2 separate regions of the Homo sapiens genome follow, and region 1 is linked to region 2. Evidence: read pairs that join two places in POLR2A ChIA-PET (ENCODE). Cell type or tissue: HepG2. All regions are shown on one strand. Each heading gives the region's core, and the rest is flanking DNA. Links, peaks and the distances in the headings are about the cores only.

The links. ChIA-PET counts read pairs that join two places held together with the same protein. Peaks named below come from ENCODE experiments on the same cell type or tissue, not always from the same donor. Only the 100,000 strongest peaks of a DNase experiment are listed, where the experiment ranks them.
Region 1: POLR2A ChIA-PET joins it to region 2 with 5 read pairs; 4 of 35 experiments call an interaction of 5 or more read pairs at or near these places.

Annotation. Positions count from the first base shown.
Region 1 is chr22:32,581,518-32,590,161 of GRCh38, reverse strand. The region is part of intron 7 of SYN3 (synapsin III); the gene reads left to right. It overlaps SYN3-AS1 (SYN3 antisense RNA 1), which reads right to left. Exons shown (of 4, transcript XR_001755503.2): 2 at 5,776-6,285; 3 at 4,516-4,663; 4 at 3,643-3,678. Among named protein-coding and RNA genes, the nearest start is that of SYN3-AS1, 11 kb to the right of the region's middle. In HepG2, for the core only: no CTCF peak of the experiment used is centred there; no DNase peak of the experiment used is centred there.
Region 2 is chr22:32,530,391-32,539,034 of GRCh38, reverse strand. It overlaps SYN3 (synapsin III), which reads left to right. Exons shown (of 14, transcript NM_003490.4): 9 at 925-999; 10 at 5,140-5,242. It overlaps LOC124905103 (a long non-coding RNA gene), which reads right to left and starts at 7,184. Exons shown (of 3, transcript XR_007068067.1): 1 at 6,147-7,184. RefSeq lists enhancers at 6,069-6,706, 6,707-7,344. In HepG2, for the core only: no CTCF peak of the experiment used is centred there; DNase peaks (open chromatin) are centred at 4,444 and 5,026; H3K4me3 peaks cover 913 bases.

The sequences.
Region 1 (8,644 bases), core at 1,478-5,477, 52 kb before region 2:
CGGAGAGGACGGAAGGGATAGTCATGGAGATGAGGCAGAAGTGGGCAAAGTTCTAGTTCTTGATTTAGGGGGTGGTTATGTGGGTATTTGCTTTGTGATAGTTCATTGAGTTGTTGTTTTTTGTTTTTGCCCTTCTTCATAGTTGTGCTATATTTCAAAATAAGATTTTAAAAATGTAATTCACTCTTAGGATCTATGAATGGAAAGATGATACCCAGAACAAAAACAAGAGCCCTGCACCTAGCTAGCCAGTCCACAGCCAGAAGATTCTGGTGTTCTGGGCTGCACCAATTTTGGGTGTTTGAAAGGGATAGTGACAAATTAATGTATGGAAGAATGAACCAAGTAGTGGATGGATGAGGCATATACCCCAGAAGAACTAGAGAGAGTGTGACCAACAACATCTTCAGAAACATGGAGGATTATCATGGGAAGATAGATTAGACCGATTCTACATAACATCTAGTGGGCATAGTTGGGACCCAATCAGTGTTATCAGTCCTGTGGAAAGAGCAACTTTCTAACAATCAGAGGCACATCTTACTGGACTGCCCCCTTAGGTAAGAGGTTCTCATCACTGGACAGTTGGAGCAAAGATGAGAGAGTTAGGAAACTTATTGAGAGTTTCAAGAGATTAAGTATTATGTGAGGTTCTTAGCCTGAGATATTTGCACCCCCTGAAATAGAGACAAACTTGCATGTGTGTTTATGTGTGGATGTGACATGAGCATTTTGGGGGAAAGGGGTCCATAACTTCCTTCAGCTTCTCATTAGTCGCCTGACCAGCCCAATTAAGACACCATGGAGGTGACCCTTACATTATCCTCCAATGATGAGATTCTGTGGTATTAACCAATGTTATGAGCAGTCCATTGGAAGGAATTGCTCAATATCATGTTGATGCAGAGCAGGCAAGCCCCACAACTGGGACTTAGCCTGGGAAGGTTCTTGGCTTTGTTCGGGAAAGAATTCAAGAGCAAGAGAGCAAACCAGTGGTAGGAGAAAACAGCTTTATTGAGTCAGCAGTGTTACAGCTCCGTGACTCCTCCTGCAGAGCAGGGCTACCCCACAGGCAGTGTGTTGAGAATAGGAGCTCGGGGCAGTGTTTCAGTCATATTTATACCCATTTTAATTACATGCAAATTAAGAGGCGGGCTATTCAGAAATTTCTAGAAAAGGGGTGGATCTGTCAATGCCATGGAAAGAGGCAGTAACTTCTGAGTTACTGGCAAGGGTAAACTGGCATGTACTGGTGAGCATGTCTTATGGAGAGGTGCTTTTGCCTCTTCCCTGGTTCAGCCAGTCATCAGTCTGGTCTGGAGTAAAGACCTGCCTCCCACCTCAGCGTTTCCATCGTAGAATTAGAAATTAAGCTCAAGGCCAACCGCTGGTATAGTGTCAGGGTAAAGCTTACAGAATCTGGAGTCAAGGTTCCTGGTTTAAATCTGGATTTACTATTTACTGTTTGTGTGTCCTTGGGCAAGTTGCTTAACTTTTCTCTGTGCTTCAATTTCCTCATCTCTAACACAGGGACAATAATCTCCCTCCCAGGGTTGTAATGATGATAGAATAAATTAATCCAGGCTTAGGAAGGTGGTTGGTTCAGTGAATGGGAGCTTTAAAAACACACTACAAATATACCCTGTTATGTTGATTACTTAACCATTTATCTCAGCTGAGATGAAATAAGCAGTTACAATAGACAAAAAGGGGAGAGGAATTGGATTAAATTCTGAGTAAATTCTTAAAATAAGGAAATTCAGCATCCCCAGGAGAGGCTGCAGTCACAAATGAACCCCACTCTAGGAGTCATCTTATCCTTATTTCATAGATTCAGGCTCTCAGGGCTTGACTCCCAGCACCTCACTTAGAAGATAAGAACTTGCGGCCCAGAGAGGACAAGGGCCTTGCCCAAGGCCACACAGCAAGGGAGCATCTCCAGTAACAGAACAGGAAGGGAAAGAAAGGCCTTTGAAATCGTTCAGCCCCATTCCATTCTTTAGAGATGAGAAGAGTAGTAATAATACGAGCAATAATAATCACAATAATAAAAGCCAGTGTTCTGTAGAGCTTACTCTGTGCAGGCACTGTTCTCAGTGCTATATGTATATATGTAGTGCAGTCCTCATAACAACCCTATGAGGTGGATACTATTAGAACTTCCATTTTACAGATCAGGAAACTGAGGCACAAGCAGTAAATGGTGGAGTGGGGCACAACCCTCAGGCAGTCTGGCTGAGCTCAGGGGAGTGACATGGTACCAGATATCCTAACACTCCGCCATGCAGGTACAGGGTTTGTTGTCCTTCTAAGAAGACCCTAGAGTAATGATGACAGGTTGGGAAACCTCTGCAGACACCCCTGTCTGTTCCGGGTGATGAGAGGGCCGCTCCTCCAGGCGATGTTTCCAGCAGCGCCAGCATCTTGCACACGCTGGCTTAGCCAGGTTCGCTGCCGTCATCAGCTCCAAGTGACCTGGACTCGGATCCCTTCTCTTAGGCTGACTCACTTTATGAGCTTTCCGGGCCTGGTCGGCCTTTGGAGTGGGAGTCAGTGGCCCAGTAACACGGTGATGAAGAGGGAGTATTAGAAAATGAGCAAATAGAGGAATGGATCCCAGGGGAATAGTTAAGAAATCAAAAGGTTCCCCGCAACTGGGAGACAGCCAGAGAGGAGAGTCTCTCTGTGTTTCACAGATCAGCAGAAGTCCAGCCAAAAGTGAGCAGAGAAGAGGCACCCACCCACGAGGTGTTCAGGGGGAGGGAGTTCTGGGACCCAGCTAAACCGTGAGGGACCCTCCCCCCCAACACCCACTGCCCTCCCTCTCAATCCCACCTCCCTCCCTATGTCCTCTCTCACCTACCTGCCACTCCCTTTTGATGGCCACTGGCCTCCTTTATTCTCTGCTTCTCTCTCTCTTTTTTTTTTTTTTTTTTTTTGAGATAAGAGCTTTGCTCTGTCACCCAGGCTGGAGTGCAGTGGTGTGATCTCGGCTCACTGCAACCTCTGCCTCCCAGGTTCAAGCGATTCTCCTGCCTCAGCCTCCTGAGTAGCTGGGACTACAGACGCAGGCCACCATGCCCAGCTAATTTTTGTATTTTTAGTAGAGATGGGGTTTCACCATGTTGGCCAGAATGGTCTTAATCTCCTGACCTCGTGATCCACCTGCCTCAGCCTCCCAAAGTGCTGGGATTACAGGCGTGAGCCACCGCTCCCGGCGTATTCTCTGCTTCTCTTGAGCACAGTGGGCCCTCGGGAGGGGATACATCAGTCCCCTACACCTTAATGAAGACTTTAGGCACTGTGCTCCCTTTACACATCCTCTGCAATGAAGTTGTCCTCTCCACAAATGCAACATACACAGTCCATCCTCATCATTCACAGACTCCATGTTTGCCAATTCATCTACTTGCAAAAATTCCTTTGTAGCCCCAAAATGAAATCTCGCAGCAGTTTTGTGGCCATTCACGGACCTGCTCAGAGTGGTGAAAAATTTGAGTCAAATAAGATAACACTCTGTCTCCTGGTTTCAGCTCTCAAACCGTAAACAAGTGTCCTTCTTGCAGTCTATTTGGTGCCACACTTATGCATTTTTGTGCTTTTTGTTGATGATTTCACTGTTTAAAATGCCCTCGAAGTGTAGTGCTGAAGTGCTGTCTAGTCTTCCTAAGTGATATTCTTTATGGAAAAAAATAGATGTGTTAGATAAGTTTCATTTAGGCATGAGTTATACAGTACCATTGGCATTGAGTTTAATGTCAATGAATCAACAATATATATTAAAATGTCTTTCAGCAGAAACACACATAACACAAGTTTATATATTAATCACTGGATGAAAATATTGTGACCAGAGGCTTAAAGGAACTTAACTCTGTATTTCTCCTAGGAGCAATGGGTCAGTATTCACTTATTCAGTGTTCACTGCAACTTTATAAGGCATAACTAGCATTAATAATGAGAATCAACTGCATGTGTATATTTGCATGTGTGTGCATGTGTTTGTGTGTATATGTGTATATGTATATACATACATATACATATATACATATACATGTATACATATATACATATATACATGTATACATGTATACATATATACATATACACATATATACATATACATATATACATACATACATATATACGTATACATACATACATATATACGTATACATACATATATACATATATACGTATATACACATATATGTATACATACACATATACGTATATACACATATATGTATACATACACATATATACGTATATATACGTATATATGTCTATATACGTATATATACATATAAAAGACACACATGCCCATCTTGTAAAGAGTCCTTAAATTTGCTTCCTGCCTTTGAAAGCTAAAATGCTGTGATTCTAGGCGTAAGCAGAGCTAACTGAAACAGTCATCCTGCTTCTCTGTGTAACCCAATGTTCACCTGTTGAAGGCAGGACCATCTAGATCATGAAGTCATTTTTCTTACAAGAACTTAAAGCTAAGACCTCTACCTGAGATCTTCCTCTGCCACCTCCTGCATCTTCACATCATCCTTGGTTCACTGGAAAGAGCCCTGGCCTGGTTTGGGAAATCTGGGTCATCCTGCTAGCCTCACACTCCCTGGGGCCAGCAGTAACCACCAGTGCCAGTCACTTAAACCTGTAAATGCAATTTTCCCTTATTTCATGATTTTCCTCACCCAATCACTTGGGAGAGCTAGTGAATAAAAGTGCATTAGAAAGTCTAAAGCTTCATAGAAATAGGAGATGGGGAGATAAGCAAAAGAGAGTATGGGCTTTGGGCTTAGACTGGCGCTGGGGAAAACCAACTGATGCTGGGGTTCTGAGCTTGGCTCAACTGTTTGCCAGCATTGTGACCTTCAGCAAATTTCTTAACTTCCCTGGGCCTCTGCTTCTCTGGGATAGCTCAGAGCAGATTACATGGATGAATAAGGAAAGAGAAGGAGGATAGTAACAATTCCCAAGTGCCCGTACACCACGATGAGTGCCTTGTGCATCTCCTCTAACCTTCAGAGGTATTTCAGAGGTATTTCTGATCCCTGTTTTATAGAGGTGCCAAGAGTCATTCTGCCCAAGGTCACAGGTAAGTGGTGAAGCAGAATTTGGACTGAGATTGACAGCCCTGTTCTGCTTGCTGCCAGGGACCCTCAGGAACACCCTGGTGTAATCATCTCTTCCCAGTACAAGGCAAGGAGCCAACTTAATTAGAGAGTTTATTTATAAAGAATTTCACAAGGCCCCACCCAAGAAACATGTCAGTACCTTTGAGACCAGCACTGACCTTTTGCATATGAACTGCTCTTGTGTTTTGGTCAACTGATCTCACACCAGGCCTGAAGCCAAAACCAAGAACATTCATTTCAAAAGAATGATTTAAACAAAAAGAAAGAAAGAATACCACCCTCTGGCACTGTGTTTTAAAGACAGTGTACACCATCTATAAGCCCCATTTTGTCAAGAGGGACAGAGGCCCAGGAACAGACTCATTTGGAAGAAATAAATTGTCTGTTCTTATGAGCACTGATGCAGAGGACCCCTCCATGAAAAACAAAGAATATCAATTTTTTTTAACTGACAGACATTGAAAAGCAATAAGATTTCCTTTTTTCTTTTCTCTGTTTTCCTGGTCATGTCTGTTGAGCCATCCTGACACTGCATCTAACAAAGGCCAGAGAATTCTTCCCCTTAAGAGACCCTCAGACAGAAGTGGGGCACACATCACCCGGTGGGGTGGGGAACATTATAATTTACCGCACTCCAATCACCAAAAGCTCCTTGCTGCTCCCCGGCATCAGACAGTCACATACAATTCACAAATTTGTAAATTTTTGAGGCTCCCAGCAGTCCTTTGAGGTGGATATTGCGTCATGATGTCATCATAATAGGTTTGTTTGCCCGATGCACAGTAAGTCAATAAACCAAGGCAACAGGGATTGCAGCAAAGAAAGAGTTTAATAATCATACGGCAGCCAAACAAGGAAACAGGAGGAAACCTCAAATCCACCCCTCCAGGGAGTTGGAGCTAGAGATTTCAAGGGGTTTGAAGTGGGCCAAGGTCCAGGATTATTGATTGGTCAAAGAGTGCAGAGTAAAGTCATGGGACAGGGAAATGAAGAAACTGCATTCTCGTGCTGATTCGATTCCTCTGTGGTTGTTTTCAAACTGGTTGGCATTAGCTTTCCTGCTGGAATTCAGGATCTGAAGAACATCTTAGGCAATTCTTAAACAAAAGCCTTATGAGTCCATGGTCACTGATCGTAGCTATAGGAACAATGGGGATATAAATCAATTCGTAAACAAAAACCTATGATTCTAAGGTTAGAAATCCTAGGTATAGGAACAATGAGGATGCAGATGGTCAGTATCTAGTGCTACCTGACTCTCAGTTACAAGGAAGTGGGCCAAAGTGTGGCCTGATTAGTGCTTAATAGAACTATATTTCTGCACAGGACCCAGGATGTAATTTTTGTTATCCCTGTGAGGACCGTTTCAATGATACTCATTTTACAGATGAGATAAGCAGAGATCAAAGAGGAGAAATGATTTGCACAGGGCTGCATATCACACGCACACGTTCTTCCCACTGATTCTGGCATCCATGCCAGGGGAGGTAAGACTCCAGAGAGTTCTGCCAGGCCTTTTGGAACACAGCCTATATGTCTGCTGAGGGCTTCTCTAGCCAAAACGCTCAGGCACAGCCCATTCTTACCATCAGCAGGCAGGAGAAGCATGATCCTAAAACCAGGGGAGGCCCCCTGCCCTACTGAGGCGTGGGGCACAGGGCAGTCTTCCAGCAAGCTTCCTGGAAGTGAAACCAGCCACATCTCTGGAATCTTGGAAATAGCTGTACCGGGGAGCAGTTGGCATCACTGCCGACAGGTGGCCATGGCAGGCTTGTTTTCCAGGAAGACCACAGATGATGCAGACAATGGGTTTGTTACATTTTGGGGTGTGTGTCTGTCCATGTGTTGGGGGTAGGGGAAGCAGCTTTCTAAAATACAAACATCTGCCTCCATTAAGCCTCCAGATCAATAGGACACTAGCGGCAGACCCTGATCTCTTGCTTGACTCTTGGTCTTCACCCCCAGGAGACCTCCATACCAATAGCTCTGTCCTCCAGGGGTGAAGCTGGAAGACAAAGGAGGCACTGTGATGGGCCAGTGAATGCTGCTCAGCCTTGTTCACGTCATGACACTCCTAGAAAAGAGTGGTAGCTATACAACTCAGCAGGTCGATGGAGGAGGCTGCTAACAGCTGAAGAGAAGGACCTAGAGGCCCCTGGCCACTCTAACAGATAATGGATCAGCAGCCAAGGGCACCGATTCAGATGATCTGGGCAATGGGCCCTGAAGTCAGACGGTCCTGAGCTCTTCGGTAGCCTTGCTGCTCAGTGTGCCCTATGGAAGTACTGGCAGCATCCGTATCACCTGGGAGCCCCTTAAAAATGCAGAACATAGGCTGGGCACAGTGGCTCACACCTGTAATCCCAGAAGTTTTCAGGAGGCTGAGATGGGAGAATCACTTGAGTCTAGGAGTTCAAGACCAACCTAAGCAGCATGGTGAGACCCACCCCCACCCCCAGCCCGTCTCTACAAAAATTAAATAAATAAATAAATAAAAATTAGCTGGTTGTGGTAGCATGTGCCTGTGGTCCCAGCTACTTGGGAGGCTGAGGTAGGGGGATCACTAGAGCCTGGGAAGTCGAGGCTGCAGTGAGCTGTGATCACACCACTGCACTCCAGCCTGGGCAACAGAGTGAGACCCGGTCTCAAAAAAAAAAAAAGGGAGAATGCAGACCTGTTTCCAGACCTGCCAACTCTGAATCTACATTTTAACAAAATGCACAGGTGATTTGCAGGCTGTTCTGCATAACCACTGGTTTTGACCAAGGGATGCAAACTCAGATGCCCAAGGGACCAGGCATTACCATGAGTCAGAAGCCCAGGCTGGGAGTTCGAGGCCATCCTGCAAGAGAAGTCACAACTTAGCCCCAGCCAGGGAAGCCTGATTTCCAGATTCTTTTATAACAATCAATTCTCAGGCCGGGTGTGGTAGCTCACGCCTATAATCCCAGCATTTTGGGAGGCCGAGATGGGTGGATCACAAGGTCAGGAGTTCAAGACCAGCCTGGCCAACATGGTGAAAACCCATCTCTACTAAAAATATAAAAATTATCCGGGTTTGGTGGTGCACGCCTGTAGTCCCAGCTACTTGGGAGACCAAGGCAGAAGAATTGCTTCAATTCTTCAGGAAGCGGAGGTTGCAGTGAGCTGTCATCACACCACCGCACTCCAACCTGGGCCACAGAGTGAGACTCTGTCTCAAAAAAAAAAAAAAAAAAAAAAGAAAGAAAGAAAGAAAAGAAAAGAAAAAGAAAAAGAAAAAAAGAATCAATTATCTGGGGTCTCCAATATCCAGACTCCTTATTTTTAAATATTGGCAACTAATTTAAAAATCTTTTGAAACACTGTATACGTCAAATAAAACAGCCACCCACTTAGGGTATCTTAGGGAGCCAGTTTAGTGCCTCCAGCTTCAGACAGAAGACACTGAATTTGGCCTTACCCTCTCTGTATAGGGGACCATTGAGCTTAATGGTTAAGGCCACAGGATGTACAAA
Region 2 (8,644 bases), core at 2,340-6,339:
ATGCATCATTAGTGATAGATAGCTTGTCTGGATTCTCCCCCAGTGTACACAGTTCCTCACCCAGTAGGTGCCTACTGGGCACCTACTACCTGCCGGATCCCACTGGATACTGGGTATACAGGGGATGAAGTTAAACATGTCCCCTACCGTCAGGATTCTCCTCCATCAGAGAAGAGAGGACACTAATGCAGTCATCAGAAGGGAGATGAGCATTACTGAGCATTAGTGTAGGGCGTAGTACCGGGCAGTCTATTTTTGCTGTGTAAAGGTGGGCTGTCAGGAAGTCGTATGTCAGATGAAACCTGAAGGATGAGCAGGACTTAGGGAGGCAAAGATGGAGACAAAGACTGTACGGAGTAAAGGGAAGAAGACCTGCAGAGGCCATGACATTGGGAAAGAGCCATGGGCAGTGGAGCACCGGAAGGGAGGTCGGTTGTTACTGGAGCAGAAAGGGCAAGGAAACAGAGAAGGATGGCAAGACAGTCAGAGACCAGAAGGCCTTCCTAATCTTCACCAGAGAAAAGTAGTCACTTCTCTCTAAGGATCACTTTTCTAACATTTTGGGGCCCTCAAAAGATTCCAGAATCACCAGGGGCTATACACACTGCCCTCATTCTCCTCAAAAACAGGCCAAAGTTTGGGGGATTTCATCAGATGATGTAGGCATTTTTTAATTTAATCTTTCAATTTCAAAGATGACTTAGAAAACAATACCTAGGATCCAACAAATAAAAAAGGCAAACAGCATGAAGGGAAATAAACATAGGAAAATATAGTTGAAGACAAGGTGTGTACGTAAGAATACATGCCATTACGTGAGCCAGTTATTTGAATCAGAGCCTCCTAACAGCCAAAGCAAAGAAGGAAAGCAGATCAGTGACGAGGGTCCCTAATTCCCTCAATGTGTTGTTTGTTCTGGTACAGGAGAACCTCCATCTCTGGGAACTGGAAGGCCAACACAGGCTCTGCCATGCTGGAGCAGGTGGCCATGACAGAGAGGTAAGAGACAAAGGAGGTGTAGGGAGAGGCACTGGCCATAGTAGGAGCTGAAGGGGGAATGCAACAAAAGGCCCTGAAGAGAAGGCCACTCCGCCCTCCGTCCAGTGCCTCACCATCCACAGAGCACTTTTTTAGACATGATCATCTTCACTGCCCACAGCAACCTACAGGGCAGGTATTAAAATAACCCCATTTTACAGATGGGAGAAGAAAACTCAGAGAGGGGAAGTGATTTGTCTAGGATCACAGAGCTAGTTGATGACAGAGCTGAGAGTAGAACCCTGATGTCATGACTCCAAGTCCGAGGTCTTTCCAGCCCTGACCAGCTGCTATAGGAAGAGGTCAGGAAGCCCTGGCCAGTCCCTCCTGTGCTCTGACAGCTGCAAGGAAGCATTATTAGGAGACCAGGCATATTGGAGAGTCCACTTCTCTCTCAAGCGTCCTTCCATCTCAATATGAATAGGGAAAGGTTGACGTCCCATGAATCATGCATGTTTTAGGGATGCTCTCTGGCTGAAGGGTTTTTCGGTCTTTCTCCCTTTAGACACTGTGTGCCAGCCCCACTTAAGGAAGTGCCGGCCGGGTGCGGTGGCTCACACCTGTAATCCCAGCATTTTGGGAGGCCGAGGCGGGCAGATCACCTGAGGCCAGGAGTTCAAGACCAGCCTGGCCAACATGGTGAAACCCCATCTCTACTACAGATACAAAATTAGCCAAGCATGGTGGTGGGTGCCTGTAATCCCAGCTACTCGGGAGGCTGAGGCAGGAGAATCACTTGAACCCAGGAGGCGGAGGTTGCGGTGAGCTGAGATCGTGCCATTGAACTCCAGCCTGGGCAAAAAGAGCAAAACTCTGTTTAAAAAAAAAAGGGGGGGAAGGGTCGAAGGGCCAAGTCAGCTGGTCTCAGGGCCTGCCACATACATACCTTCTTGCCTGCATGCCCTGTGACCTCTGCTAGCAGCCACACAATAGCAATGGACAGAGCATGGGCTGTGAACTCAAAAAGCTCTGTTCAGTAAACACCTATTGAGTACCTACTGCAGGCCATGTTGTGCTGAGCGCTAAAGGATGAAAAAATCCAATCCTTCCCTCTAAGAACTCTGTATCGGTTGCAAGGGCTACCACACAAACCAAATTGGTTTGCGCAGAAAGGGGGATTTACTGGCTCATGTCACTGACGACTCCAGATATACAGTGTCAGGTAAGGCCTTAAGGCTCCTCCTCTGCCCACCCAAGTTCAGCTTCTTTGTGTGTTGGCTTCATCCAGGCAGGCTCTTTCATTTCATGGTGGCACACAGTGGCTCCAGGCTTTCATCCTCACAGTGTCAGGTTCAAAAGAAGGAAAACTTCTGTTTCCCAGTCATTTCAACCAAAGCCTAGAACTGAGCCATATGTACTGGTTGGCCTGGCTTAGGTCACATGACCATCCCTGAACCAATCACTATGGCCCAAGACACTGCAACGCTGTGATTGGAGGCCTATGTCAGGTCTGCACCCCTGGAGACTGGAGTGGGAGCATCCCCTACAGCAACAAAGACTGAGTGTGACCTTAGGCATGCTCATGCTTTCTGAGCTTCTTCAACTGCAAAACGAAAGCAGTAGTAATACCCAAGTCAGAGTGCAGGTGTGAGGACTGAATGAGAGAGGGCTGCACCTAATCCAGAACCAGCCCCTGGCAGGGAGGAACACCTGTCCTTCCCATCAACCCCAGGGGGCAGCTGCCACCTTCAACCTGGGAACCCACCTGTGCTAATGAGTCTCTTGGAGGCTGCGCTCATGACCTGGCACGACTGAATCATGTGGCTGAGGCAGTCACCTCCTTCCCCCAACAGGTGTTCACGGGACAGTCGTGGCCATCTTCTCTATGGCCCTTCCGGAATGTGAGCCCAGCCTTCCCCAGTGCCTCCTGAGCCACTCACAGATGTCCCCAGCAGGCCACCTATCCCTGGCTCTGCCAAGTCCCAGGCTGCATGGGCCATCCCTGGAGGAACCTAACGTGGGAGTGGGCCTGCCCAGGCCTGGAATCCACTTTCCCTTTTCCAATCACAGGCAGAACTCCAGGGTCTGGGCTGGAGAGATCCCCAGTCCTATCCCCACAGGAGCAAAATCCATACAGGGACTCATACACAGGGCCTGACCCCGCCCTCCACTGGCTCGCCTGCTTGCCAGGTGGCCTGACTCCTGGGCAAAACCAATGATGTCGCTTGGTCAGTGCTAGTCCCACCTGGCAGGAGGGGAGCAGGGCCCCCCCCCCGATTCTCCAAGCACTCTCACGCTGCTGTACGCCTGCAGCCCCTTCCTAGACCCTGGGATGCCTGTGCCCTATGGGGCGTAGCCAGCAGGGGACCCCAAGGTTCATCCTTTCAAAACAGCCTCTGGAAACAGCTGCCTCTGGACCTCAGCTCAAATTTCCACGTTCCATTGAGAAGAAACCTGATTTATGAGTGTGTCTCAGGGCAGAGCTCACCCTGTGTGTGGCACCCACAAGTCAGCCACTGGGGCCAAAAACGAGGACCCTGATCAGAGAGCCCAGAGGATTCTTCGAGCTCCAAGGACCCAAGGTTGTCCCCAAACGTGGCCACGTATCAGAATCACATGAAAAGCTTTAAAAAATTATAGAAATTACTCTAACATAGGGTGGAGCCCCAAGTCTGGCTGTTTGTGCGTTTAACTCTCCTGGTGATTCTGATGTACAACCAGAATCAGATCTAGGCTTTCCCATTTTATGATAAGAGGGAGAGGCTTTTCCAAAATTATTAAGGAATTAATAGCAAGAATGTAGGTCCCTGGTCTCCCATGCTGAGTGAGAATGGATGGGCTGGGGCACCTTCAGAATGAGAGGAAGGGTGGCTTGCTTGGAAGCTGGAATCAGACAGGATCTGGATTTGGAAGCGGTACAGTCACTTAATCATCGCTCTGAGCCTGTTCCTCCATCAGTAAGATGGGTTAAAACCTTCCTCATAGAGTTGTGCTGGGATTCGAGGGAATGAGGAGTCAGCCCCCGGGCCCAGAATGCCTGGAACATACCAGGAGCTCCATGGGTGTGAGTCTCCATCCTTCTTTTTATTTGATGATCTCACATGCTCCGTGCTACAGCTGAATGAGAAAACTGGACTGGGAGTCAAGGAGATCGAGGGAATCCTGGTGTTCTTACACCTTACTGTGTGATCTGGACCAGCCACCCTCCCTCTCTGGGCCTCAGTAGGCTTTGGTGGATGAGATGAGACTCCATTCTAAGAGCATTCCAGTCACAGTCCCTCCTCATCCCAGCACTTGTGGCTCAGAGACGCAAAGCGATGTGAGAGTAGGCGTGCCCCGTGTGACCCTGGAGAGTGAGAAGCAAGAACATTGACACAGAGTCCCCTGTGACTCCCAAATCCAGCCCACAGGGGAAGCTAAGTGCAAAGCTGGAACAGTTTCTTCACATACAACCACCCCCTTGTTGCAGGGTCAGAGTCCAGTGCTGAGATCTGTCCCCAGCAAAGCAAACTGGCCTTGCAGACATCAAGTGGCTGGAAAGGGAACAAAAGCAGTGGGTCTAGAGGGCCAGGCCCCCTGGGCGAGGCAGAAGCAGCCTGCCAGTCTCCCCAGCCCACCCGCCCCGGGCCCTGGGAAAAATGCACCCTTTGTCCTCCACAGCCTCTTGTCCGGCCAGGGCTGGGACTGGAAGGGCAGCCTGGAGGGACTTCTGGAGCCCTTGGAGCAGCTTTCCCAAGGGAAAAGGGACACAGGGGTGGCTGGGTGTCCAGGATGACTCCGGATGGGGACAGGGCAAGCTCCCCATTACTGCAGAGCCAGCAAGTCCTGGGGTCGGGGGAGACCTCTCCCAACTCTGGTTCCTTCTCTCCCTGCCTCTCTCCCCTCCTTCCTGGCTCTCTCGTGTTCTTTCTCTGGGTCTCTCTCTCACTGTCATGTGTGTCCCTGCCTCTCTCCCTGCCTCTCTGTCTCTGCGTGTTGGACTCCAACTCTCTCTCCGTCTTTCTGTCTCTCTTGCTGCTTCTCTGTCTCTCTCCATCGCCGTCTGGATGTGTGAGTCACTGTCCCTCCCTGCCTGTTTTTCCATGTGAATCCACTTCTCTCCCTCTACCCGCTTCCCCACTTTCCCAGGCCACTTCACTGTCTGTCCATCTGTCCCTGCAGGTACAGGCTGTGGGTGGACAGCTGCTCGGAAATGTTTGGCGGCCTGGACATCTGTGCCGTCAAGGCTGTCCACAGCAAGGATGGCAGAGATTACATCATCGAGGTGAGGGATGAAGCAGGGAGTCCTCCTGGCTGGTCCAGCCTGGCAGGCGTGCCAGGGGGAGGGAATCCCTGCATGGTCTTTGGCACCATCAGCTGTGTCCTGGCTCCAGGGCACACGCAACCCAGGCCTCAGTGAGTTGCTTCTGGAGGCTCCTTCCCACCCTCAGAGGCATCGAAAGGCTTCATGCCTGGGGACTTGGAACTGAGTCGGGAGACCTCAGGGCCCGAGGTTGAACAACATCCCCAACCCACAGGCCTAAGGGAAGGAAAGGGCATCTGGTCAAGGGTCAACAAGATACTGTCCCATGGGGCCCCTTCCATTTCCCCAGTGTCCAAGCATGTGAAATGGGCACCTTCCTTGGTCACCATGCAGACAGTCCATCATTTGTTCATTCAACAAACATGGCCTTAGGGGGCTCCCATGGGCTAAGCATGGGTGTGGCTCTGGGGATACAGCCGTGGACATAATAGACATGGGGTGTGCAGGCTGGCAGGGGAGAGGGTGAGAAACAGTGGCAGAGCATTGAGGATTTGGAAGGGGGATGGAATGGTACAGGGGCATGAATAGAGGGAAAGATGTAGGGAAACAGAATGGTAACAGAGGGCTCACAGAGGGGCTGTGGGTCCCGGAATCTCTCTCAAGACCCTCCAGCAGCCCATGCCTCTCCCAATCCTATAGTCCTCCCATCCCCGCCGCTTCCTCTCTCTGTTTCCCCGTATCCCACTAACCCCCACCTCTCCTCCATGTCTTCCCAGTGTCTCTCACGGTCCCACAGCCCTCCCGTCCCCTCCCCAACTCTTCTTCCCTGCCCCCCCACTCCATGTCCCATGGCTCTCCACTGCTTTCCCCTGAAAAGGCCCCTCTGGCCTCAGAGTCCGCCATAACTTCCCATCTCCACACTCACAGCTCCAGTGCCGCGTCCAGCCCCCTCCTTCCATGGGCGGTGCTGACACAAGGCCAGGACACGTGAGGGAGAGCCCTGCGGCCGTCCCCTCCCCGGGGTGTGGGCGGCTAATGGGAAGCACATGGCTGGGGTGACCACAGGAGCCAGCCGGTCCTCCCGTCTCTCATGTCTGCCTCGCTCCCCAGGGGCCCACGGCCAAGCAGGACCAGGTGACTCAGTGGGTGGGAGCCCAGTCATGCCAGGAGGGTGTTCACACCCAGGCCTTGGAGGTAGGAGGAGGGAGTCCAGGATGAACACAGCCCCTCTCTCCTCCCCAGAGAGGCCAGGAAGCTCCTGCAGGAAGAGCTGCATCTGCATTAGCAGACCTAGTCCCACTCTGGAGAACAGCTCTCCTCTCAAGGCCCGGAAACGCCTTCCCTCTGGCCGCCACCACACCTGAAGTTCCCCAAGTAGCCCCTACTTGGAGGAGCCATGGAAGGGGCTGGGAACAGACTCCTTGACCTGTACAGTTGCTCCCTGGAGGAGCCGGTCCCTCGCCTTCTGGGAGCTTCAGCCCAGAGGTGGGGCAGGAACCCCCAGCACGGCAGCTCCTGAGACCCCACCAGGTCCTCCTGCCTCTGCATCCCCTCACGGGGACCACCAGACATGAACCCAGATTTGGCACACACGCACTCATTTGTTTATTCACTGAGCCGCTGCTCCAGGAGCCAGCCCCCAAGCCAGGTGGACACAGTACAACTGCAAACACAAGAGCAGGGGCCCTGTCTCCTAGAGCTCCCGGACTGCCCTGACCCCCAAAGGCCAGCTCCTCCCTTGCACCAGCAGTCTCTCTGTCCCCTGTGAGCCCCTACCTCTCCGGGTCTCAGCTTTCAGTCTTAGGGAAAAAAAAAAAAATCTGTGTTCATGGGCTCAGGCTTCCTGCCTTTAGCCATTCAGAGGGTTGGGGATGAAAGACCTTTCACATTAAAAAAAAAAAAAAAAAAGTAAAAGTAGTGGGCTCGGACTTCAAAAAATAAGAAAACAACGTCTCCCAAGAATGTTCCAGGGGAAAAATGAAAGATAGCTTTTCAGATTTTTTTTTTCCTCGCAGAAACATTGCAGAGTTGTTTCCTTTGCTTTTGAGTTTGGAGTGGGGTCAGGGGAGATGGGAAGCTTGTTACCAGAAATATAAAAGGTATTTTCCCCCAGTAAGGGAAAAAAAAAAAGGCAGAAGAGATCCCAAAACACTGGTTTCTTCAGCCATCTCTGTGGTGAGAACTGAAAATGTGTGTGAAATGTTTTGTGAAGAGGCTCACAGTGAAATACTCAGGGGAAAAGACCCTTGAACTTGTCCTCTCTGACCTTGTCCGGGGAATGACATTGCTCACTGGAAAAATGTTTCCCTGGGGAGACGAGGGTGGCCACTTCCTTTGGCTGTCTCTACCGTGGGGATTCCAAAATGAACCTCAGGTTCCTTGCGGTGGCTGTTTTCCACTGCAGGGAATGTAGGAAACAGAGACCAGAATAAAATGGGGTTGGCAGGGGCAGGGGGAGAGAGGACAGGCAGGGTGCAGCAAGCCTGTGTACCTTCGCGGCAGACTCCACAGTCAGAGCTCAGCCAGTGGTGACTGAGAGACTGTCCCTGTCTGGGGCGCTGGGATCCAGGAGGCCTCAGTCCCAGGTACGACCTGCGCAGAGCTCAGGACCCTGCTAGAAGCAGTACTCACATTCTTTTTTTTTTTTTTTTTTTTTTTTTTTTTTGAGACGGGGTCTCATTCTGTCGCCAGGGGAAAGAGGGAAGAGGAAAGGCCTGTTTTCCGGGGCCCTGGCAAAACCCAGGCGGGAGGGAAACGCGTTCCACAGGGAGCTGGGCTATTCTCAAAGTGCTTCTATGGGGAGGAGCCTGAGGGATCCTAGTTTCCCCTTCTGCTCTTCTTACAAATAGAGCAACTTGGCTCACTGCAACCTCCGACACTCCCAGGTTCAAGCGATTCTCCTGCCTCAGCCTCCCGAGTAGCTGGGATTACAGGCACCTGCCACCACGCCCGGCTAATTTTTTTTGTATTTTTAGTAGAGACGGGGTTTCACCGTGTTGGCCAGGATGGTCTCAATCTCCTGACCTCGTGATCCGCCCGCCCCGGCCTCCCAAAGTGCTGGGATTACAGGCGTGAGCCACCGCGCCCAGCCAGTATTCACATTCTTAAGCTAGCTTTTCAGTTTCCTAATCAAAGTGGGTGCTTAAACTCACAGATCCCTACAAGTCCCAGCTGGAAGGGTCTTAGCAGCTGCCCAGATCCCTCAGTTCACTGTTGAGAAAAAAAAAAAAAAAAATAGGCCCGTAGAGGAAAAGAAACTTGCCCAAGATCACAGAGCAAATACACAGCAGAAGCCAAGCCTGGAACCCAGGTTCCCTCTTCTCAGTTCCTACCCTGGTGTGCTGTTCCAGTGCTTGGTGGGAATTAGCCTGATGCAGTGGGAGGACCGTGGGTTGCCAGTGCTGTGTCCTTGACCTTGCCACT